Regions from separate parts of the Homo sapiens genome. Here region 1 is linked to region 2. A link is an interaction called in ENCODE POLR2A ChIA-PET data of the cell type or tissue named here. Cell type or tissue: OCI-LY7. All regions are shown on one strand. Links, peaks and the distances in the headings refer to the core of each region. The heading gives the core; the rest is flanking DNA. Region 1 holds the start of LOC105378414 (a long non-coding RNA gene). Region 2 overlaps PTEN (phosphatase and tensin homolog).

Region 1 (16,496 bases), core at 5,947-9,946, 92 kb after region 2:
AAAATCTATGTATTGACATTCATGGGCTTAATTAATTATAACAGTCCAGGGAGGACTCTGCGTCTTTTAAAACAATGTCATTTTATTCATTTAAAATAAGTACTACATACTTTTTATACAGAATTTGGAAAATCCAGAAATTTCTTTACTCAGAGCTATTCCCTCATAATATATATATTTTTAATATACTTAATTTTTTAGAGCAGTTTTAGGTTCACAGCAAAATTGAGCAGGTCAGAGAGTTCTCATATACCCACTTCCCTAACACGTGCAGATCCTCCCCCATTATCAACATTTCCTGCCAGAGTAGACATTTGTTACAACTGATGAACCTGCATCAAGATAACATTATCATCCAAAGTCCATAGTTTACAGTGGGGTTCATTCTTGTATATAGCATGAGTTTGGACAAATGTATAATGACATGTATCCACCAAAGTATGACATAGAATAGTTTCATTGCCCGCCAAATCTACCACGCTCCATCTCTTCATTATATTTTGATCTAAATATACCTTAGATTGGGTTCTCTGGAAACAGACTCTGAGAATTGCCTGCTGAATGCTTACTGGGAGCATGCTTTCAGGAGATGCTCCTTGTAAGAAAGTAAGGAAGGACCGCGCTGTGCAGAGGAGAATCTGACTCCAGATGCAGTTGCAACTGAGACTCAGCCAATCATGGAGGGAGCTGTGGAGCTGGGACGGCCCTTTAGAATTGACCCAAAGTAAAGTAACTGGCCCGGCTTTTGTATCCTTGCATCAGTGAGTCATTGGCCCCCTAGAGGGGCTAATTCTGGATGATTCTATTTTTTGGGGCCAAGGACAATTCCCAATAGGGGATGCAGCTGTGTGCTATCAGCAGTGATATTCCCAGCAGCTGGAGAGGGACAGGTACTTCACAAAGGGGAGTTGGGCAAAGACTGCATTCGGTATCCACTGCAATGTCATGTTAAAATTGGGATCATACAGTCCATGCAACTTCTCCACCTACTTTTTCACTCAACACTATTTGATGAATTTTTCCCATTTTGTTAACCTCTCTTTGAAATCAACATTTTAAATATCTGCTTATTTTATCATATGAAAGTATCATTTATTTAACTGTTCTCTTATTGTTGAACAATTAATTTTTGACACATTTTCACTATAATAAATAATATAATGAACATCTTTATATCTTTGTAATATACATGATACTAATAAAAATAAACTGTATTTAATTGAGAATGCTTACTATTGACTATGTCAGGCCAATATCTTTCTTGCCTTCCTTGTGGAGTTTTTACGAGAAATAAATGAGAGGCTGGATGCGGTGGGTCACGCCTTTAATCCCAGCACTTTGGGAGACCAAGGCAGGCAGGTCACTTAAGGTCAGGAGTTCAAGGCCAGCCTGGCCAACATGGTGAAACATGGTCTCTACTAAAATACAAATATGAGCAGAGCATGGTGGTGTGTGCCTGTAATCCTAGCTACTCAGGAGGCTGAGGCGTGAGAACCTCTTGAACCTGCGAGTGGAGGTTGCAGTGAGCCAAGATTGCACCAGTGCTCTCCAGCCTGGTTGAAAGAGAGAGACTCGGTCTCAAAAAAAAAAAAAGAGAGAAAATAAATGTAAATTATGTTGCACTTTTAAACTCATTTGATGTTAACTTTGTGATGCAGAGACCATTGTCATCTCCATTTTTCAGATGAGGAAACTTAGGCACAGAGGTTAAGTAGATCATCTAAGTGAGCATTAGAATAGTACAGGCACTATAAATCCAGAGTTTGAGCAAAACATGATACTATTTCCCTCATCCTGCTTTTCTGGTGCTTTTCCTAAGTTTATAACCTTAGAAGGAGAATTCCATAGTCAAGGGCTTGACTTACTTTAAAGCTCATGATAAGAATTGCCAGGTTATTTCCCAGAAGTAATGAGAACTTCCACCAGCAGAGTATGAGGGTTTTATTTCTCCATAGTCAACAACAAAGAACCCAAATTCTTAATTAGAACCATGATAAAGAATAAGTAATCTATTTTCTTGTCTTCCCTCAGGCATTATGAACATTCATTGTTCTTAAGCAGGCCTTTCCCTGGTTTGTTAGCATGCTCAATTATTTCAAGATCATCTTCTAAGTGTTCACTAAAATGGATGACATACATTTCAGAGAAGAATTTTTTGTTTGTGGAACGAATGCATGAATGAGGACAAGGAGAGGCCTGGATCACAACTTTGTACTGGAATATCAGGAGTTGTGTAAAGCAAGGAAGCGGAGACTCTGCAGAACAAAGCCCCTTCAAGACAAGGAAGTGATTTGTGACAATTGACCATTTTTCACATACTCTTCATTGGGGTCTTTTAAAATCTCAGTTGAATTCCTTATGTAATAAGCACTCATTGCAGTCCCTTTACCTGCCAGACTCTATCATGTGCTTGAAAACATTGATGTTTAATTCTGGAAGGAATTCAGGGTCATGTGATCCCATCCCTTATGACACAGAGGAGGAGCTTCAAGCCAGTGCCACCTCGTTGGGGCCTTTCCCTCTCCTGGGGGTGGACTGTAGGAGATGTGGGGAGGGGAGGATGGTTCTGTTTTCCTCCATTCAAGGTCAGAGGAACTCTTCAGAAATGTCTTAGAAGGCAGTCAGAGTTATTTTGTATTATTTTAGCATTGACTTAGACTGATCTTACCCTCACATAACTCCATAGTTAGTTCATTTCTGAATTCTGAGAGATTTCTTTGGAAACCCACAGTTTTTCCCTCACTTCTAAGCTTTGGCAACCTCTTTAAGTTCATTTACTTGCCATTCCCTCTACCATATAGGTTGTTGTGAGGCTGAAATGAACCCAAAGTATTTAAAATTCTTACAGTAATACTTACAAACAGTAAACAATTTATAAATATTGACTTTGGTTTCCTCCCTTCTTCTCTGCTCCCCATTTTCCTCCTTCCCAGAATGGTGTATAGCTGTGAGATATTTCTGAACCTCAACTTCCTCATCTAAAAATCATAAATTATACTTTACTATATATTCACCACACAGGGTTTTAGTGGGGATCAAATGAGGTAATCCATCTAAAGCAACTTTCACAGCACCTGGCGCAGAGCGGGCAGTCAATAATTTGTAGCTGGGATTACTTTAAAACCTGTTAATGTGCTTTAAGTCAGTTATCGAATTTTCTGCGCTGTCTAAAAGAATGAATCATATGCACTTGATTAATTTTCAGCCCTGTTGAATTTATTTCTTTTCTGCTCAGCTTTCCTGAGGTACAATTGACAAATTAAAATTGTGTATATTTAAGGTGTACTATGTGATGTTTTGATATACAGTAGTTCCCCCTAATTCATGGTTTTTCTTTGCATGGTTTCAGTTACTCACAGTCAACTGAGGTCTGAAAATCAGTGAATATAGTACAATAAAATATTTTGAGAAAGAGCGAGAGAGACCACCTTCATATAACTTTCATTATAGTATATTGTTATAATTGTTTATTTTTTTGCTAGTTTTCATTGTTACTATCTTACAGTGCCTAGTTTATAAGTTAAACTTTATCATAGATATGTATGTGCAGGACAAAACATAGTACATGTAGGGCTAAGTATTATCTGTGGTTTGAGGCACCCACTGGAGATCTTGGAACATATTCCCCTTGGATAAGGGGGGACAATTATATGCATAGGTTTGGAGTGATTTCACAATTAACATATCTGTCACCTCATACAGTTATTTTTTTTTTATGATTAGAACACTTAAGACCTGCTCTCTTGGCAAGTTTCAAGCATACAGTCTAGTATTAACTGTAGTTACCAGGTTGTATATTAGATCTATAGAACTTACGTCTTTTATGACTGAAATTTGGTACCCTTTGACCAAAATCTCCTCCCTGTATTGTATCCTGCATCCCCTGACCACCTTTCTACGCTCTGTTTCTATGAGTTTGATTTGTTTAGAATTCATATGTAAGTGATATCATGCATTGTTTGTCTTTCTGTGTCTGGCTTACTTTACTCTGCATAATGTCCTCTGGGTTCATCCATGTTGTCTCAAATGGTAGAATTTTCCTTGTTTTTTCAGTTAGCTCTGTTGAATTTAGATAAAGTATAAAGTTGATATAGAACGAGCATAACATAGATTTCATGGATGAGGTTAATTTCAGCCCTGTTATCTTCAATTTCTGTGTTTTTCTCATCTCTTTTTAAAATTTTTTTTCTTTCCCTTTCTCTTAGTCTCTATTGTTTTCTATTCATGATAACTGAAGTTCCCTTTTCCTATGGTTCAGTTTGAGTAGTAACTTGTGCCAGTGATAAGCAACTGAAATGACTGATGCCAGGCCATTGGCCTCTTGGTTGCTGAATATGTCAGATTCATTCTCCTGGCATCTGGACACTGCTGGACCCTCTTTTCCTGGGCCCGAGGAACAGCATTCCCTCTTTTTTTTTCCCTGTCTCTCTTCTCTGTAAAAAGGCCCCTCAGGGGCTTTTCCTCTTCCTTTACTACTGCTAAGTTCAGAAGTGCCCTGAATTTCCTGTGCAACTGTCTTCTCTCCTCACCTCCTACTCTTTCTGGGTAAGCTTCTCTCTTCCTGTGAGGGCTTCATCTGTATTGTGTTAAGCCCCAAATCTGTGCCTCTGACCTAGACTTCTCAGCAATGTTTAGTGAGAGGACATCTCATCTTGGGTATGCCACTGGCCAGTCCAACTCAATGGGTAGAGAATGAACCCATCATCGTTTTCCCCCAAACCAGCTCTACAACTCCAGCCCACAACCACTCTGCAACCACTAGTGCAAAGGTTGGTAGTTCAGAGGACACAATAGAGGGAATAAATGATGTATTTTGACTTTTCCAACTAGACTCTCACTTTAAAAATGTCATCTTCTCTATAAATACTGATTCAACCCATAATTCTTTTCTCTGCACCTATCTATGTTATATTATAGAATTGATTTTATTCTATTGCTGTGCTTCATTTATGTTTCTTTCCTTTTAGACCAGGGGTCAGTAGAATTTTTTGGTAAAGGGCCAGAGAGTAAATATTTTAGGCTTTACAGGCCATATGGTCTCTGTTGCAACTACTCAACTCTGCGGTTTTAGTGTGAAATCAGCCATAGACAAAACAAATGGATGAGCGTGGCTGTGTTCCAATAAAACTTTATTTACTGAAACAGGCAGTGGGCTGGATCTGGCCCACAAGCCAAGAGTTTACCGACCCCTGGTCTAGACTGTGGACTCCTAGAGAGTTACTTCATAAGAATTTAGAGTTTAGAGAGCCTTTTACCTGCCAGATGATGCTAGAGGTCTGAGAATCTAGAGACAAATGCTCTTCAGTTCCTGACCTCAGGGATCTCCCATGGAGACCAAGCGTGTGCTGTGGTTGAGGTGCAGATTAGTCTCCTAGGGCTGTCCTAACAAAGTGTCACAACTGGGAGGCTCTAAATAATAGAAATGTATTCCTCACAGCTCTGGAGGCTAGATGTCTGAAATCAGGGTGATGGCAGAGTTGGGTCCTTCTGGGTGCTGTGAGGGTGAGTCGGGCCCATGCCTCTCTTCCAGCTTCTCGTGGCTCCTTGACTTTGTAGATGCATCACTCCAATCCTCTACCTATACCTGGAGTTCTCCATGTGTCGTTCCTTTGTACATCTGTCTCTGTGTCCAAATTTTCTTTCTTTCTTTCTTCCTTTTTTTTTTTTTTTTGAGAAGGAGTCTTGCTGTGTTGCTCAGGCTGGAGTGCAGTGGCACAATCTTGGCTCACTGCAGCCTCTGCTCCCTGGGTTCAAGGAATTCTCCTGCCTCATCCTCCAGAGCAGCTGGGATTACACATGTGTGCCACCATGCCCAGCTAATTTTTGTATTTTTAGTAGAAATAAGGTTTCACCATGTTGGCCAGGCTGGTCTCGAACTCCTGACTTCAAGTGATCCGCCCGCTTTGGGGCCTCCCAAAGTGCTGGGATTACAGGCGTGTGCCACCACATCTGGCAAATTTTTTATTTTTAGTAGAGACGGGGTTTCACCCTGTTGGCCAAGCTGGTCTCGAACTCCTGACTTCAAGTGATTTGCCCTCCGTGGCCTCCCAAAGTGCTGGAATTACAGGCGTGAGCCACTGTGCTTGGCCTCCAAGTTTTCTTATTTTATCAGGACACTAGTCAGATTAGGGACCACCCTAATGACCTCATTTTAACTTGATTACTTCTGTAATCTGTAAGATTCTGTTTCCAAATAAGGTCACACACAAAGAGTCAGGACTTCACAATATCATCTTTGAGGGACACAGTTCAATCCATAATAAGGTGTATATATTAATATTTACCATTTGTATACCAAGAGAACTGAGGTGAGGAGGATTCATCCTGCTAAACAATGGGGGAGAAGAAAACGGAGGGCACAAAAACCAACACAACATTTGGCCTGGATGGATGACTAATATCTTGCTAGACTACAGAAATAGGAAAGGAAATTCCAGGTTGAGCAAACAACTTGAGCAAATGCAGGAGGGCAGGATCATAAGAACAAGAAATGTCTTTTGAATAATTACCCTGGTACAGCTGCAAAATGGTGAGGTTGGTAGAAGGGGCTCAAGTTGATTCTAGAAAGATAAGCTGGGGCAAGACCAAATGTGTGTAGGCTTCAAGAGCTGCTTGCATGATGTTTGTTGACTGAATGAAGTATCGAAGTCGAAAATGGGAACAGTGGTTGTGACAAATTCTTGGCTACGAAATCCCTTTCATTCAGTCTCTGGGGGCTAATTGTTGCAAGTACTTGTCAGCGTCTGGACCACTATCCTGCAATCTCTTTCACCAGTGCACTTGGGTTCACAGCTCCCTCGTAATTTTTATGCTTCCTTATGTGTTAGAAGAATGCAATGACAGTATAACTGAAGGTCTAGCCCATAAGCAAATATTCTCTGATGGAAATATGCAATATGTTTGTCTTTTGGTAATAATAATAGCTAACATTTGTTAAATGTTTACTCTGAACCAGCCACTGTTATAAGCATCTTATGTATTAACTCATTTAATCCACATGCTCCTGCATGAGATTCTAGTATCTCCACTTAATATACCAAGTAACTGAGCTTCAGAATGGTGAACTGGCCAATGTAACCCAGTTGGTAAATAACTATTCTCTAATCATTAGATTATATGCTTACTTCTCCCTTTGGCCTTCCTGTCCCCTCTCTCCTGCCATACTTGTCTTCCCATGGCCCCTCTTGGGTCATTCAGTTTGCTTTTGTTCACCTCCAATCATCCATCAATTAGTGTCTGATGTTCAGATTCTTCTCTGTCTCTTACTTCCCGTTTTCTCCCCTATTCTTATGCTTTTCCCCATTTCTTGGTCTTTCCTTCACTGTCCCTGTATTGGCTTATTAGTTTTTCCTACTTCTGGTGTCAGCAATAGATCCAGTTATTTTAAAGGACCTTTCCTTTTTCTTAATCCTCATTTCTAAATTCTTACCAGCTGCATATAAAAACATAGCCCCAGCCAGGTGCGGTGGCTCACACCTGTAATCCCAGCACTTTGGGAGGCCTAGGCAGGAGGATCACGAGGTCAGGAGTTCAGGACCAGCCTGGCCAGCATGGTGAAACCCCGTCTCTACTAAAAATACAAAAAATTAGCCAGGCATGGTGGCGGGTGCCTGTAATCCCAGCTACTCAGGAGGCTGAGGCAGGAGAATTGCTTGAATCCGAGAGGCGGAGTTTGCAGTGAACCAAGGTCGTGCCACTGCACTCCAGCCTGGGCAACAGAGCGAGACTCCATCTCAAAAAACAAACAAACAAGCAAAACAAACAAACAAAACAGCCCCTGCAGACCTCATAGCTAACACAATCCCTGGTTTTGGAGAGGTGGCGGATAGTCAATGGGCTGCATATTCCAACGTAAAAATAAGAAATGTCATTGTAGCCATGTAAGTCTCATTAAAGAGGATTATGGAAATGCTGACAATAATAAATTTGTAAGACACGTAAGAGTGTATAAAATACTGCCGCATCTTGTGCTAGTAGCCTAATTTCTGGATTACTGTTTTTCTGACATTTTACACAAGGCTTCATTTTACCTAGTTCAGTATTTAAGATTGAGATTTTTTTCCTAAATGTGTCATTTCTGATTCCATCGAAGGAGTAAGTTTAGAGAAACCTCATGGCTAATCATGCAACAGTAGCTTGCCGGAATAAAGGCCATGACGTTTTGGAATTTTAGAGGAGTGAGTCTTGAGACCAACTCTAGGATGGTGGTGAGAGGGAGGAGGGGTGGACAATGGGGCCATTTTCAAAATCATTACACTAGGTTAAGTTAGATTTTTCCTATAAAGCCTCCCTGAGGTGCCCTTGTGTTTTTTTATCTGGCAACTTTCTTGGATAGAAAATAAACAGAGGACTTTTGGCTCCTGTTCACCACTGTACCTACAGAAAGCAACGTTTTGGAACTTGCAAGCAGCTTATGTGTGCATGAGTGTGCGTGCAGGAATTTTCTGGAGAGGCATGAGGCACTACTTTAATTCCCATGGATGCTGTTTGTTCCCCAGAACGGAAAATGTTCTATTTTTGGCCACAAGACATTTCTGAGAAAAAAAAAAGTTAAACAAAGCATGGCGACAAGCTCGTTCGTGTCGTTGTCTGAGTTTCAAGAAGAGTTTGGTGCGTTTCAGGGAAGAACTTCTTCATGGAGGCAAGGGGTTGGAAGTGATAAGAGAAACTCTTTAACTTGGAATCCTGAGATAGGACTTGGGTTTCTGGGCAGAGGTTGCACAGGTGGGTGGGTCCTGGCTGTGAAGGCTGCAGCCTGGCCTTTGATTGGGGGTGGCAGGTTGACAGGTGCAGAAAAAAATTCTGTTGCACCTGAAAAAGGTAAACACTTGAAGATAGGTATTCTCTGCCTGGCTGCTTAGAATGAACTTATCTGGGGCTACAACCTAATATTTCCCCCAAAGCAAGAAAGCCCTGTTTGCATCCCTGCCTTAGCATTCCTGTTGGCCACAAGCCTTTGTGGGGAAGGACTTCTAGGGGCAGGTTTCCAGCAGCCTCTGATCTCCAGATAACTTGACCGGGCCAGTCACATAGTGAATGAAATCATTTTGGGCCCTTCCCCCATCAGACACTTTTCCAGGAAATAGCTTTTTGCTGCCATGACCTCTTTTGCTGCTGTTTGATATCCTTGATATGAAAAATGTGAATGGAGACGAGCACCCCATTAACCAGCAGCTCTTAGGCAGCATTGCTTGTTGGAGGTATCTTTTCACAGAGGTGAGCCGGCAGCGCCCTGGGCATTATGGGAGCATCCTGAAGGTACGGGGCCTCGTGCTGCAGCCATTGGAGTGGCTGGCAAGAGTGATCACAGAAACTGTAAAGCCCTAAGCCCCTGGAAATGGAGCGCCCTGCGGCTCTGATTAAGGCTTGTGGAGAGGGAGCTGTATAATTGGATACCCTGAAGCAAACCTCGAGCAGAATCCTGTAAGGCAGCTTGGGATTTTCTCTCCCCAATGTGCTGTTGAAACATCCGTGAATTCCAGTTGGTGGTTGTTTTCATCTGCTTCAAGCCTAGCCCTTGGGTACAGATGCAGCCGTGTTTCTGGGTAATGTTTCATTCTTGGTAGGAAGGGCTGTTTCCTTCTCATGAAGTGATTCGATATCTTTGGAGTTACGAAATGAAGTGCTGGTGAGACCTGTTGTTACTTGTTGTTCCTTAGGCAGAGCGTTTCTGAGGAGCCCTGTTCTTGAAAGCAGCACTGAATTGACGCCTTGCGAGCTTGGGAGTTTTCTTCTTGGTTAACAGTCTTTTGAAACATGTACTTGGGATTCAGGAACTTGCATTGCACGGGTTCAGAAATGTGTCTGTCCCGCATGACCTCCGTTACTTGGAAGCAGCTGGGTATCTTGTGCCTTTATCCTCATGTATTCAACAAATATGTATCAGGTGCCTACTATGTGCCAGGCACTAGGGCAATTACCAGGCAGTCTTGCTGATGGGGGAGACAGACCATACATAAATATCTTCCCATGCTGGAGAGTACTAAGAACAGAGCCAGAGAGAGAATAGTGGTAGATATATTTCTGGCAAGGGTGGGCAAGGATGTTCTTTCTGGGGTGTGTGTGTGAAATTTAAGGTAATATCAAAAGAAGCCAGTAATGTGAAGAAAGGGGGATGGGAATGAGACTTTCGGGTAGAAGAAACAGCAAGTGGGCAAAGGCCCTGAGGTGAGAGAGCTACACCTGCCTGAGGAGCCTAATAGCACCTGTGAAGCTGGAGCACAGAGGAAAGATGAGAAACCCCTGAGATGAGTTTGGAGAAGTAGCCATGGGGCTGGATCACATAGTGCCCTGTGGGCCAAGAAAGGAGTGTGAATGTTAACCTAAGAGTGTCGGAGGGCCTCTGGAGGGCTTGAAGCAGAGGCGTGACATGATCTTCCTACAGTTTGGAAAGAACAGTCGCTGCTGTGTGGAGACTGGATGGGGTTGGAGGCAAGAGTGGATGCTTTAGAAGGCTCTTCCCAATGTCCAGGCAGGAGCTGACAGTGGTTTAACCCTGGGCCAGAGGGGTGGGGTGGGATGGCAGCAGCTCCTTCCTATCTATGTTCATTCTGGTCTCCTTCCATGTATTGTCCTTCTCACCACTGTTTTCTGGGGGAAAAGCTGGCCTTCTTTTACAAGAGCTTCATGGTGGACTGCTACTTTATTTATTTATTTATTATGAAACAGAGTCTCGCTCTGTTGCCCAGGCTGGAGTGTAGTGGTGTAATCTCGGCTCAATGCAACCTCCGCCTTCCGGGTTCCAGCAATTCTCGTGCCTCAGCCTCTCGAGTAGCTGGAATTACAGGCACGCGCCATTATGCCAGGTTAATTTTTGTATTTTTAGTAGAGACAGGGTTTTGCCATGTTGGCCAGGCTGGTCTTGAACTCCTGACCTCATGTGATCTACCCACCTCGGCTTCCCAAAGTGCTGGGATTACAAGCATGAGCCACCATGCCCCACCAGGACTGGTACTTTAGACTCTTCCAAAGTTATTTAAGTAAATTGATCCATGTGATTATCTCAGTAATCCTGTGAGGGATACAGGGAGCTTAGGATATTGTCCTTCTGTGACAGATAAGCACGAGGGAGGTTCTGGAGGTTATAGAGAGTTCCTAGCAGAGCCAACTTCCTGCACACCCAGCCCAGGCCTCTCTGCTGCTCCATGGGACCTAACCTGTAGACTTTTGGTTTTGTACTGTCACTGTGGATTATGACTTTTATTTCTAAAAAAAAATTGTTAAAAAGGTAAAATCTGATTCAGGGAAATACAAAAGAAACACCCTTTTTTTTTTTTTTTTTTTTTTGAGCCAGAGCCTCTTTCTCTCACCTGGGCTGGAGTGCAATGGTGTGATCATGGCTCAATGTAGCCTCGACCTCCTGGGCTCCAGTGATCCTCCCATCTCAGCCTCCCAAGTAGCTAGGACTAAAAGCCTGTGCCACCAAAGATTTTATTTAATTCATTCATTAATGAGGGAACCAGTAAGATGGCATATCCTGTTCAAAGACTAAGAAGTGAGGATATTTATAGGCAATTTAATAAAAAAATTGTTAGGATAAGATTACTGGGTTAGATATAAACTGGTTAATGTCCAACAGGCCACAAATCTTTGAGGTTATATGTTCCAGCAGACAGAAATGATCAGTGTCTCTACTGGACAAAAATATACAAGATAATAGATAAATTCACTAAGTCAGAGACCTTAAGTCACTGGCAAGCAATGAAATGAACTAAGTATATTCTCCTGGGAAATTCTCTGGAGGACTTGGAAAGGTGTGCCACTCACCATTTTTGCCTTATTTCCAAGTTTTAGCTAATTTTTATGACCCCGTTACTCAGAGCAGCGATTCCCTTGGTATAATGCCTTTAAGATGATGTTTATGGAACACCTGGGGATTGAGGTCAAAAACCAATAAGGAATGGATACATTAAAATGCAACTCAAACTCCCCCAGAATGAGTTGGGACTCAGTCATTTATCAGACATCTATTGAGTCCTGCTCATGGGTATGCAGAGCCCTGTGCTAGGCTGTGGGAGCACAAAGCTTAATACAAAACAGTTCCTGCCCTATGGACCTCATAGTCTAGACAGGGAGGCAGACACGTAAACGGACACATTCCAATTCATCGTGATAAAAGCCAAGCAGAGATGTGGGGATTGTGTGGGCGCTGGGAAAGAGAGCGGTGCCCTCACCCTGAGAGATCCAGGGGCACTTCACAGAGAAGTTTTGGTTTGAGGGATGGGCAAAGGGTTGCCAAGTTGAGAAGGGGTGTCACAGGGAGGGCCATTTACGTGGGATGTCAATGACCACCCTGATAAATAGCATGGATGTGAGTAAAGAGATTTACATTTTTGGTATGGCAGATTTTAAAATTTATCCTCAATTCTCACAGCTAGTCTTAGAACGCTGAGGTTCTGGGGGGTGGGGAGGGAATGGGAGTGGAACAGGGAAGGAGAAGTTGGAGTCTCTTGGGCAAGCTTGCAAAATTTTCTTCAAATATTAGGTCAAATTCTCTATAAAAACCCTATTTAAAAGTTTTTGAAAGACTTTGAAGTCCCAAAGAAGCAGGAAGTTAATTAGAGTGGCTTTGATATCTTAGGGTATGTTTTAACAGCTGCTTAAGACAGTTTAAACAATAAGAACTTATGTGGTTTGGGATGCGTCTGTGATAGTCAGCCCCGGCCAGAGTGTAATATCATTGCATCTGAGAGTTAACAGCAGTTGGCTTTAATTTTAGAAAGAGTTCAAGCCAAAAAGTTCTCTAAAACCCAAGAGAGGAACTTCTAAAGAGGAAGATTGCTCTTGAAGAATGTGTTTGGGGGTCAAAGATGAATTGAGTAGGGAACAAATGATCTTAACTTTGTCCTCGCAGGAGCACAGAACATGCCCTTTTCTGAGCAATTCTCTTAAGTTGTGTTTAACCAGGGACATTTGTTGGCAGCCGCCATTTGCAAAGGGGTCCAAATGAGGTGAATTAACATCTGTAAGGAACACTTGAATAACACAAAGGGTGTCCAACCAATTTACATTTCCTGGGAATTGTCATTGTGCTTGAAGTAGTTTGTTTCCTTCCTCAATACCCTCAGCCTTCTTCAATATTTAAGACGTTTTTGACATACTGTTTCTTAGCCTCTTCCCCTGGTTGGATCTCCTCTATGCTGGAGAAGAACATGTTGAGAAATACTATGATGAACAGTAAGGATCTGCCTGGGGAACGGGATTTCAAGAGACGATGGGAAGGCTTGCTCTGGTGGCCCTATGTTGCTGCTGCTGCTAGGGTGCTGATGACGGCCATGATGATTGTGGTGGTGGTGGGTAGTTGATAGTGATGATAATGATGATAATGATGTTAGCTAACATTTGAGGCTAATATTTATATGATAGGCACTGTGCTGAGCATTTTATACTCATTCTCATGTGGTAGGTATATTTCCTCCATTTTACAGATGTGGAAACTGAGGTTCAGAGAGTGCCAGTGACTTGTCCATGCGTCCTTCCATCCATCTTATATTTGGCTTCCATTGAGTTTCCTACTTCTCCACAATTTACACAGTAGTATATTGCATCGTCTACCTTCATATGCAAAAATAGACTAAAAACATAAAAGTGGTTTGTAATAATACCACATGTTCTCACTTATACATAGGAACTGAACAGTGGATACTCATGAACATAAAGATGGCAGCAATAGGCACTGGGGACTGCTAGAGGAAGGAGGGCAGGGATTGAAACCTGTTGGGCACTATGCTCACTAACGGGGTGACAGGATCATTCATACCCCAACCTCAGCATCATGCAATGTACCCATGTAACAAACCTGTACATGTACCTTCTGAGTGAATCTAAAGTAAAAGTGGAAATTATGTTTTTATAAAAGTGGATGTAGAGAGGTACTTTTGGTAATGGGCCAACGACTGGCTGACAGATGACTATATTATTCCATTCAAGAGAGACAAATCTATTTTCCAAAAATACTTCCTTGGGAATGTCATGCCAGTCTTCCAAGGATTTCCCATTTTCCACAAAATAAACATGAAATTCTTCTGCCTGGACCATGCGTCCTGGCCACTCTGGTGGGATATGAGTCTGGGGCCTAATTGAGTCCTTGCTTGCTGCTGCAGTTGGAGAGTGTCTTGTGAAGGTTACTGTTTGTTTCTTTAAAAAGTGCCATCAGCACATCTTTTCTGAAGAAAAGCTTGGGTTTATTAATAAAATGAAATGAAAACTACACAAGACCACATTTTGGCAGCACACACACTCACGCTGAATGGACTGAGAAAAGATTGGCATGGGTCCTTCCTCAAAGGTAATGTGACTGTTTTTAAAAGTCTATCTTTGGTAGTAGCCATGTGAAGAACTTTAAAGTAGTTAGCTTTGTGAGTAGGGTGCATTTGTAAATGGGGAAATTCATAAAATGTCCATGCATAGACAATTCACTCCCACAATTAGTGAAGTTTTCTTGATAAAGTGTTGACCTCAAACTACTTCTCTACTTTTTTTTTTTTTTTTTTGCAATTCCTTCCTTCTTCCTTTCTTTTCTTTTCCTTTCCTTTCCTTTTTTTTCTTTCCCTTTCCCTTTCTCTTCCCCTTTCCTTTTCCTTTCTCTGTTCTTTTCTCTTTTTTTTCCCTCCTCTATAGACATTATAAGGTGAGTGAATGGGCTGCTCAAGTTCAGTGAGGGAAAGGGTATAAAAGATGCATAAGGAAAGTTTATATAGAAAACATAAAGGGAGTCATCCTTCTTAAAGGAGTAACATTTCCCATATAAAGGAGAGGGCTATGACTAGGTGTTCTCCAGCTCAATGTCTGCCATAAACCAGGGGCATGAGGTACAAAAATAAGGGAGGCTCTTAATTTGGCAACTTCTCTTTTGTCCTGTGCTTACTGGAGTTTTTGCCTATTTCTCAGGAAGCCTTCAGTGTTCATTGTGTGGGGGATGTTCTTTGAGGTCCCTGTCTCCTCTGATTTTACATAGTGTGGTAGGTTCTGATTCTTTCTTTGTCTGATTTACTGGGATAGGCTTTTCTCCTGACCTGTGACGCACAAATTTGGGTGGAAAATTTTGTCTAAAGTCTACACGTTACTCTGGAAAACAGAGCTTGGTTCTTCTTTCCTTTTGGCTTTAAATTTGGCTTTATCTTGCTTTTATTGGTCCTTGAAGTTCTAATAACCTATAGGTAGAAGATATTCATAGTATGACATCACTTCATCAAAAGCAGCCTGAATTCCATGCACTGTAGTAAGCCCTCTGTAATTCATAACCTATCCTATGTTTCTTGCTTGAGGGATTACATCAGCAATGACATGTTAGGAATCAGCTAGTGGGATGACTTGGGTAGGGACTGCTGCTGTTGCTTCAGAAAGCTAAAAGGAATGGGCTCTTGAGTGTGCAAATGGATGCATTTCATTACTACCATTTTATTTAAGAATTCTGGTGTTTCCAGATTTTCAACAGGTATTAATCTTTGAGGATGAGAAATCAAAACTCCCAGGAATTCTTAGGAATTCCTCAAATCCTAAGTTATTCTTAAAATATTTCAACATTCTTTGTGTTCATTTCTTATTATGATGGACATCTAAGAAAAATGTATTTAATAAGTTGGAAACATTAATTTTAGTAGTACATGTTGAGTATCCCTTATTTGAAATGCTTGGGACCAGAAGTGTTTTTTCAGATTTTGGAATATTTGCATTATACTTACTGGTTGAGCACCTCAAATCCAAAAATCTGAAAGCCAAAATGCTCCAGTGAGCATTTTCTTTGAGTGTCATGTAGGCTCTTAAGTAGTTTCAGATTTTGGAGCATTTCAGAGTTTGGATTTTTGGATTTGGGATGCTCATCCTGTAGTTACAAAGAACTTTAGCCTATAGTAAATATTCAAATGCTTGAAAATGCCAGCAAACATTATTGGGTAGCATTTGAAATTGAAATCACCAGTTTAAGGGCTTATTTTGTTGCCAAAAATTTTTATTCTTTGGAACACAACTTATAGGATTTTTATAAAGTATATATGCATATAAATTTATTAATATCACATTTTTTCCCCAAAATGACTCACCATTGTCAACAAACACAATCACAAACACATCCTTACAACATGGCCACAGCTGCAGGCAAGGTTGGTTAGGTTAGGGTGGCTTTCCTCCTATGTGTGCTGTACCAGTTCCTGGAAATGTCAACCTTAACCTTCAGCTGCAGGCTTTCATTTTGCTACGATGTTAGTGGAGTTCTTCAAACACGTGTCTTTGTATTGATTGTGAAGCTTTAATTCTTGCAGTAGAATTATAATACTTTTTCCTATTTTCCTGATTTCTTAATTAGCTTTTCTTGGGATTTTCGATTCTGAAAAACATATATTTCCAGATACATATTGGGAAATAATTCTCTCATGGAAACATTAAAATATTTAAGTTAGTTTCTATATTCCATCCATTTCAATATTACATGTCCGGTCTTGGATAGGATCACTCTTTCTGGGAGTAACTCAGGACACCACTGTTCAAAATGAGAGGAC
Region 2 (5,578 bases), core at 769-4,768:
ATTAGTTGTTGACAAAGCATTAATGACCATTAAGAAATCAGCCTCGGCTGGGCATGGTGGCTCATCCCTGTAATCGTAACACTTTGGGAGGCCAAGGCAGATTTCTTGAGTCCAGGAGTTGAGACCAGCCTAGGCAACATGGCAAAACCCTCGTTCCTCCTTAATAAATAAATAAATGAATAAATAAACAAGCAAGCAAGCAGGGCTTGGTGTTAGGCGCCTGTACTCCTAGCTACTCGGGAGGCTGAGGGGGTTGAACCTGGGAGGCAAAGGTTGCAGTGAGCCAAGATTGCACTACTGCACTCCAGCCTGGGTGACAGAGTGAGACCATGGCACCCCCCTCCCCTTCAAAAAGAAATCAGCCTCATAATCAATTTCTCTGGATTAAGGAGTAAGAGCGTCTCAAGATTTGCTGTTTATAGAGAGGGAGGCTAATAGTTTGAGAGAGATACAGAATCTAGGGAGAGTGTGGGTTTTTGGTCTTTCAGTTGTTTGCCAGCCTTGGATAAAGAATGAAGATTACTTGAGCATATTATTTAGAGACAAGTGGAGAGAATAAAGGCACATGCCAGATAGGAGATAATTAATAAAGCACTTGTCCAAAATAGAAACTTGTTGAACAGGAAGAGACGTCAAGTATAAGGAGATTTTAAGATGGGAGAAGGGAATTTTGAGTGTTTGTATTGGATGACCTCAGGGTTCCCAGTAAAGCAGGAGCTGAATTCATCGAAGGTGATGTGTTGGTCAGGATCAAGAGAGAGGTTGGGAGAACAAAGTGCTAAAATCGTTGTGGTCAAGAGTTTAAAAAGTGTATACCAGAAGAGTTATTGAGTGATAGGGGTTTGAAATAGGCAAAGCTGTAGGAAAGGGGGCTGGAAGGAATATTAGGAGGAACACTAAATATACTTCTGAGGTCTACCTCCTGGTCTGTGAACATAAAGGAGCTGAAAGAGTAATGGCTGAAGTTCTTTAGTTTAGCTAAAGTTTTTTAGCTAAAGCTAGAATTGTTGAAAGTTGTATTTGAGGAAAAAAAGTTAAGGATACAGTTGACCGTTCGATAATGTAGCCCACTGTTGACCAGAAGCCCTACCCACAACATAAACAGGCAATAACACATATTTTGTATGTGTATTATATAGTATATTCTTAACAATAAAGTAAACTAGAGAAAAGAACATGTATCAAGAAAATCATAAGGAAGAGAAAACACATTTACAGTACTGTACTGTATTTATTGGTACCATACATTTATGTTGCTGTTTACAAGATGAAGCATCTGTCTGAAATGGCCAGCAGCTACAGCTGTACCTATCTACTGTACATATCAAGCAAGTCACTTTATTCTTATAATGTCTATGACTTCTTTCTTTGAAAGCGCTTCCATCATCACTGTTGGCACTTCATATGGGTCTCATGGTGTTAAGGTTTACGGCATTGCACTAGACACAATGAAAACTACACAAGAGGGCCGGGCACGGTGGCTCACGCCTGTAATCCCAGCACTTTGGGAGGCCGAGGCGGGCGGATCATGAGGTCAGGAGATTGAGACCATCCTGGCTAACACAGTGAAACCCTGTCTCTATTAAAAATAAAAAAATTAGCCAGGCATGGTGGCACGTGCCTGTAATCCCAGCTAATCGGGAGGCTGAGGCAGGAGAATCGCTTTTTCCCAGAAGGCGTAGGTTGCAGTGAGCCGAGATCGTGCCACTGCACTCCAGCCTGGATGATAGAGGGAGACTCTGTCGCAAAAAAAAAGAAAAGAAAAAGAAAAGAAAAGAAAAACACACAAGAGCCGTGAGAGAGATAGCTTTTGATTGCAATACACAATTTACTGGAGAGATGAGCTGATCATACAGAGATGATTAGTGTCACACAGTGTTTTAAACAGATTCTTGCAACCCTGGAGTTCACTGCAGTAGCAACAGAAGTTAGCTATGAGATTTTAACAGTAGTATAGTATGTACTACAGTTAATATTAGGTAGCTATGATTTAATGCTGCATCTTTGCATTTGTTTACATTTATCTTGACTACAAGTGGTATTATGTCTGGTCTTAAGGTTTGTGTGCATATGTTTTGATGAATTTTAACTTTTTATAATAGGTTTGTGTATATTTTATGGCAGTAAATGATAAAACAGACTAATCTACATATATTTTATGTAGTCATGACATAAACCTAACTTTTTCTTAACTTTTTGATATTTCTAGTCTATGTGTTTCATCTGCAGGTTTTTTCAAATTGTTGAAATCTCTGAAAAATTTTATTGAAAAAAAATCCATATATGTAAGTGGACCCACACATTTCAAACCTGTGTTCAAGGGTCAGCTGTGTAAATAATTTTCCTCAAAATTAAAGTGGAAAAGGAGAGTTACTACTAGTAGAAAGTAGAACTGTACCCTTGGGCAGGGGTGTGTGTGTGTAGTTAAAGATCAATTTAACTTAAAAGGTCTTGGTTAGAGAATAAAAACTGGCCCTTATTAGCTTTAATTTACATGAAAAATGAAAAATTTTAGGCCAGGCACAGTGGCTCAGGCCTGTAATCCCTTAACTTTGGGAGACCAAGGGGAGTGGATCACTTGAGGTCAGGAGTTCAAGACAGCCTGGCCAACATGCTGACTCACCCTTCCCTACTGAAAATACAAAAGTTAGCCAGGCGCAGTGGCCATCCCTACAGTGCTAGCTACTCGGGAGGCTGAGGCAGGAGAATTGCTTGAACCCGGGAGGCAAGGTTGCGGTGAGCTGAGATCGCACCACTGCACTCCAGACTGGGTGACAGAGCGAGACTCCATCTCAAAAAAAAAAAAAAAAAAAAAAGATTTGAAAACAGAGTATTTTTTAATCTGCAAGAGCTTTACAGCCTTTTATTCATATGTATAAGCTTTTAAAGATGACTAAAATTTTAGTGTGGACTTTCCACTCATTGGAAATCCTATATTGCAGGTGTTAATTCAATTTTAGTGAGTGTGCATCATGGCTCAGAGAGATAGGACTAGAATGAGGAGGTCACATTGGAGACTCTGAAACAGATACATGTGAGCCTCCCAACTTTTTAATATTTGTTAATCTAGAAGTGTTGAATTTTGGGTGCTGACAAGGCAGCAGGTAGATAAGAATTGCAAAGTTAAGAAAATAGACTGTAATATTGATGGTAAACTAATTGATTAAATTTTAAAATGTACTTTTCCATGTTTTTCTTTGAATTGTCAGTAATTTTGTTTCAACTGGTATTCATACATAGATTATTCACCCAATGTTGACAACTAGTAGATTTATATATTTTTTATGTTGCCTATCCTTTTTTGGGTAAGGATTAACAGAATGTATAATCACCTACATTATAGGTACACTACTAATCACTTGCTACTTGAAAAAACCTAAAGCTTTGAAATCTTTTTATTATTGCACACAAACTTATGCCAAAAATGGAGATAAAGAGAAAAATGTCATCCACTAAACCCCAACAAATAATGTTGACAATGTGGTCTACTCGTAGACTCGCATTGACTTAATTTTTTTAAATCTTATTGCATATTTTGACTAGATAATAAATGCATATGGTTAAAAAATTCACATGGTTCAAAAAAGTACACCTCCCACTCATCTTCCATGTGATATTTCCTTTCTGCTTAGCAATTCTGTATTTATCTTGCTAAACATGAATGACAGTTGTTTGCTGAAATTACATTAAATGTGACGTAATAAAATCATTGTAAGTTTACATTTTTTAACTTTAATAATTTTTAATGTTTTAATGAAGAGTATGAAGAGTAGTAGTACTGCTCTTCAAAGTACTACTACTTTACCTTACCTTTTACTGTTTTGTTAAGAAAATTAGGCCGGGCGCAGTGGCTCACGCCTGTAATCCCAGCACTTTGGGAGGCCGAGACGGGCGGATCACGAGGTCAGGAGATCGAGACCATCCTGGCTAACACGGTGAAACCCCGTCTCTACTAAAAATACAAAAATTAGCCGGGCATGGTGGTGCGCGCCTGTAGTCCCAGCTACACGGGAGGCTGAGGCAGGAGAATGGCGTGAACCCGGGAGGCAGAGCTTGCAGTGAGCCGAGATCGCACCACTGCACTCCAGCCTGGGCGACAGAGCGAAACTCCGTCTCAAAAAAAAAAAAAAAAAAAAGAAAAAAGAAAATTATATAGAAATAAAATTCCAGCTATTCCAAAACTGCACCTTGAATACAGGTACAGAATTGCTAAAACCGTGTACCATTTTGTAGTTTTAGCATGCTTTTGTGTAACTGCATCTGGTGTTTGATCCTCATGAGAGCCCTGTTAAGGAAGGGTACATATTATTGTCCTCATTTTCCTTCGAAAACACATCAGAGTTTGTATTTTGACTGTCAGCATTCAAATACAAGTCTTTTATTTATAAAATTTTGGTCTTTATACTGTGGCTAAAAATCTTAAATCACTTGTCATGATTTGAAATGGTTTATACCGATTTTTTTTGACATTTATACACACATACACATATTTTTAAATTGTCTATAATAAAATCATGCTCATCTTTGAAAAAATATTAGGAGTACTACAGTGGATACCTACATACTTGCTATTCAGCATACCTGGTTTTTTGTTTGTTTTTTGAGACAGTCTTCTCTGTGGTCCAGGTTGGAGTGCAGTGGCACGATCTCAGCTCATTGCAACCTCCGTCTCCCAGGCTCAAGTGATTGTCCTGCCTCAGCCTCCCAAGTAGCTGGGACTGCAGGTACACATCACCACGCCCAGCTAATTTTTTGTATTTTTGGTAGAGACGGGGTTTCACCATGTTGGCCAGGCTGGTCTCCAACTCCTGACCTCAAGTGATCAGCCCACCTCGGCCTCCCAGAGTGCTGGGATTACAGGTTGTGAGCCACTGCACCTGGCCTGTTTTTAAATTCACATAAATATGTTTTATATTTTTCATTAGGGAGAAGAAGGTTGTGTCTACAATTTTTAAGACATTGGGGAGATTTAGATGCCAGTAGTAACTTAAAAGAGAAATAATTGCAAATTCTTTTTCCTCTTGAGTATACTTTCATTTAAGGTACAGTGTTCTGTAAGTTACTTTTACCGTTAAACTTCTTAATGTTGCTTATTGTTTGTCTTACATTTTTAGGTTGGATTTTTCTTAAGTCACATGTCTAATAAAAAAAACCCTTAAATACCTCATTTATTCGTCTTCGTTAGTGAATGCATTGTTGTACATATTAGATTTTTCTCTTTAGATAACTCAGCTTCCCCTATTAAGTGCCACATGTATTACAAAATTTTATTTATGTTTTATTGTTTAATAAACTCTTGAGAACTAGATACATTTTAATCATTTGTAATACTTACATTTTCTAAAACACTTCATTTTTCCCTGGTTTCTTCAACAAAGAGATGCATGTAGTACAAGGATAGCTTTACCTGTGTTAGAAGATTGTTTCACACATTTACATCAACTGCATAGTCCTGTTTTTGTTGGGCCCTAATGCCAGCATCACTTTTTGCTACTGCTGTTTCTGCCTTAAAGGCAATATGCCTCTGTCTAGTTTGCTGATTCTGATACTCTTTCCCCTGGAAAGTAGGTAATCAAGT

Evidence for each region. Peaks named below come from ENCODE experiments on the same cell type or tissue, not always from the same donor. Only the 100,000 strongest peaks of a DNase experiment are listed, where the experiment ranks them.
Region 1: POLR2A ChIA-PET joins it to region 2 with 13 read pairs; 2 of 35 experiments call an interaction of 5 or more read pairs at or near these places.

Annotation. Positions count from the first base shown.
Region 1 is chr10:88,033,268-88,049,763 of GRCh38, forward strand. LOC105378414 (a long non-coding RNA gene) reads left to right here and starts at 8,999. Exons shown (of 2, transcript XR_001747303.1): 1 at 8,999-9,216. It also overlaps the pseudogene MED6P1. RefSeq lists a silencer at 9,065-9,359. In OCI-LY7, for the core only: no CTCF peak of the experiment used is centred there; no DNase peak of the experiment used is centred there.
Region 2 is chr10:87,946,144-87,951,721 of GRCh38, forward strand. The region is part of intron 5 of PTEN (phosphatase and tensin homolog); the gene reads left to right. Among named protein-coding and RNA genes, the nearest start is that of PTEN, 85 kb to the left of the region's middle. In OCI-LY7, for the core only: no CTCF peak of the experiment used is centred there; no DNase peak of the experiment used is centred there.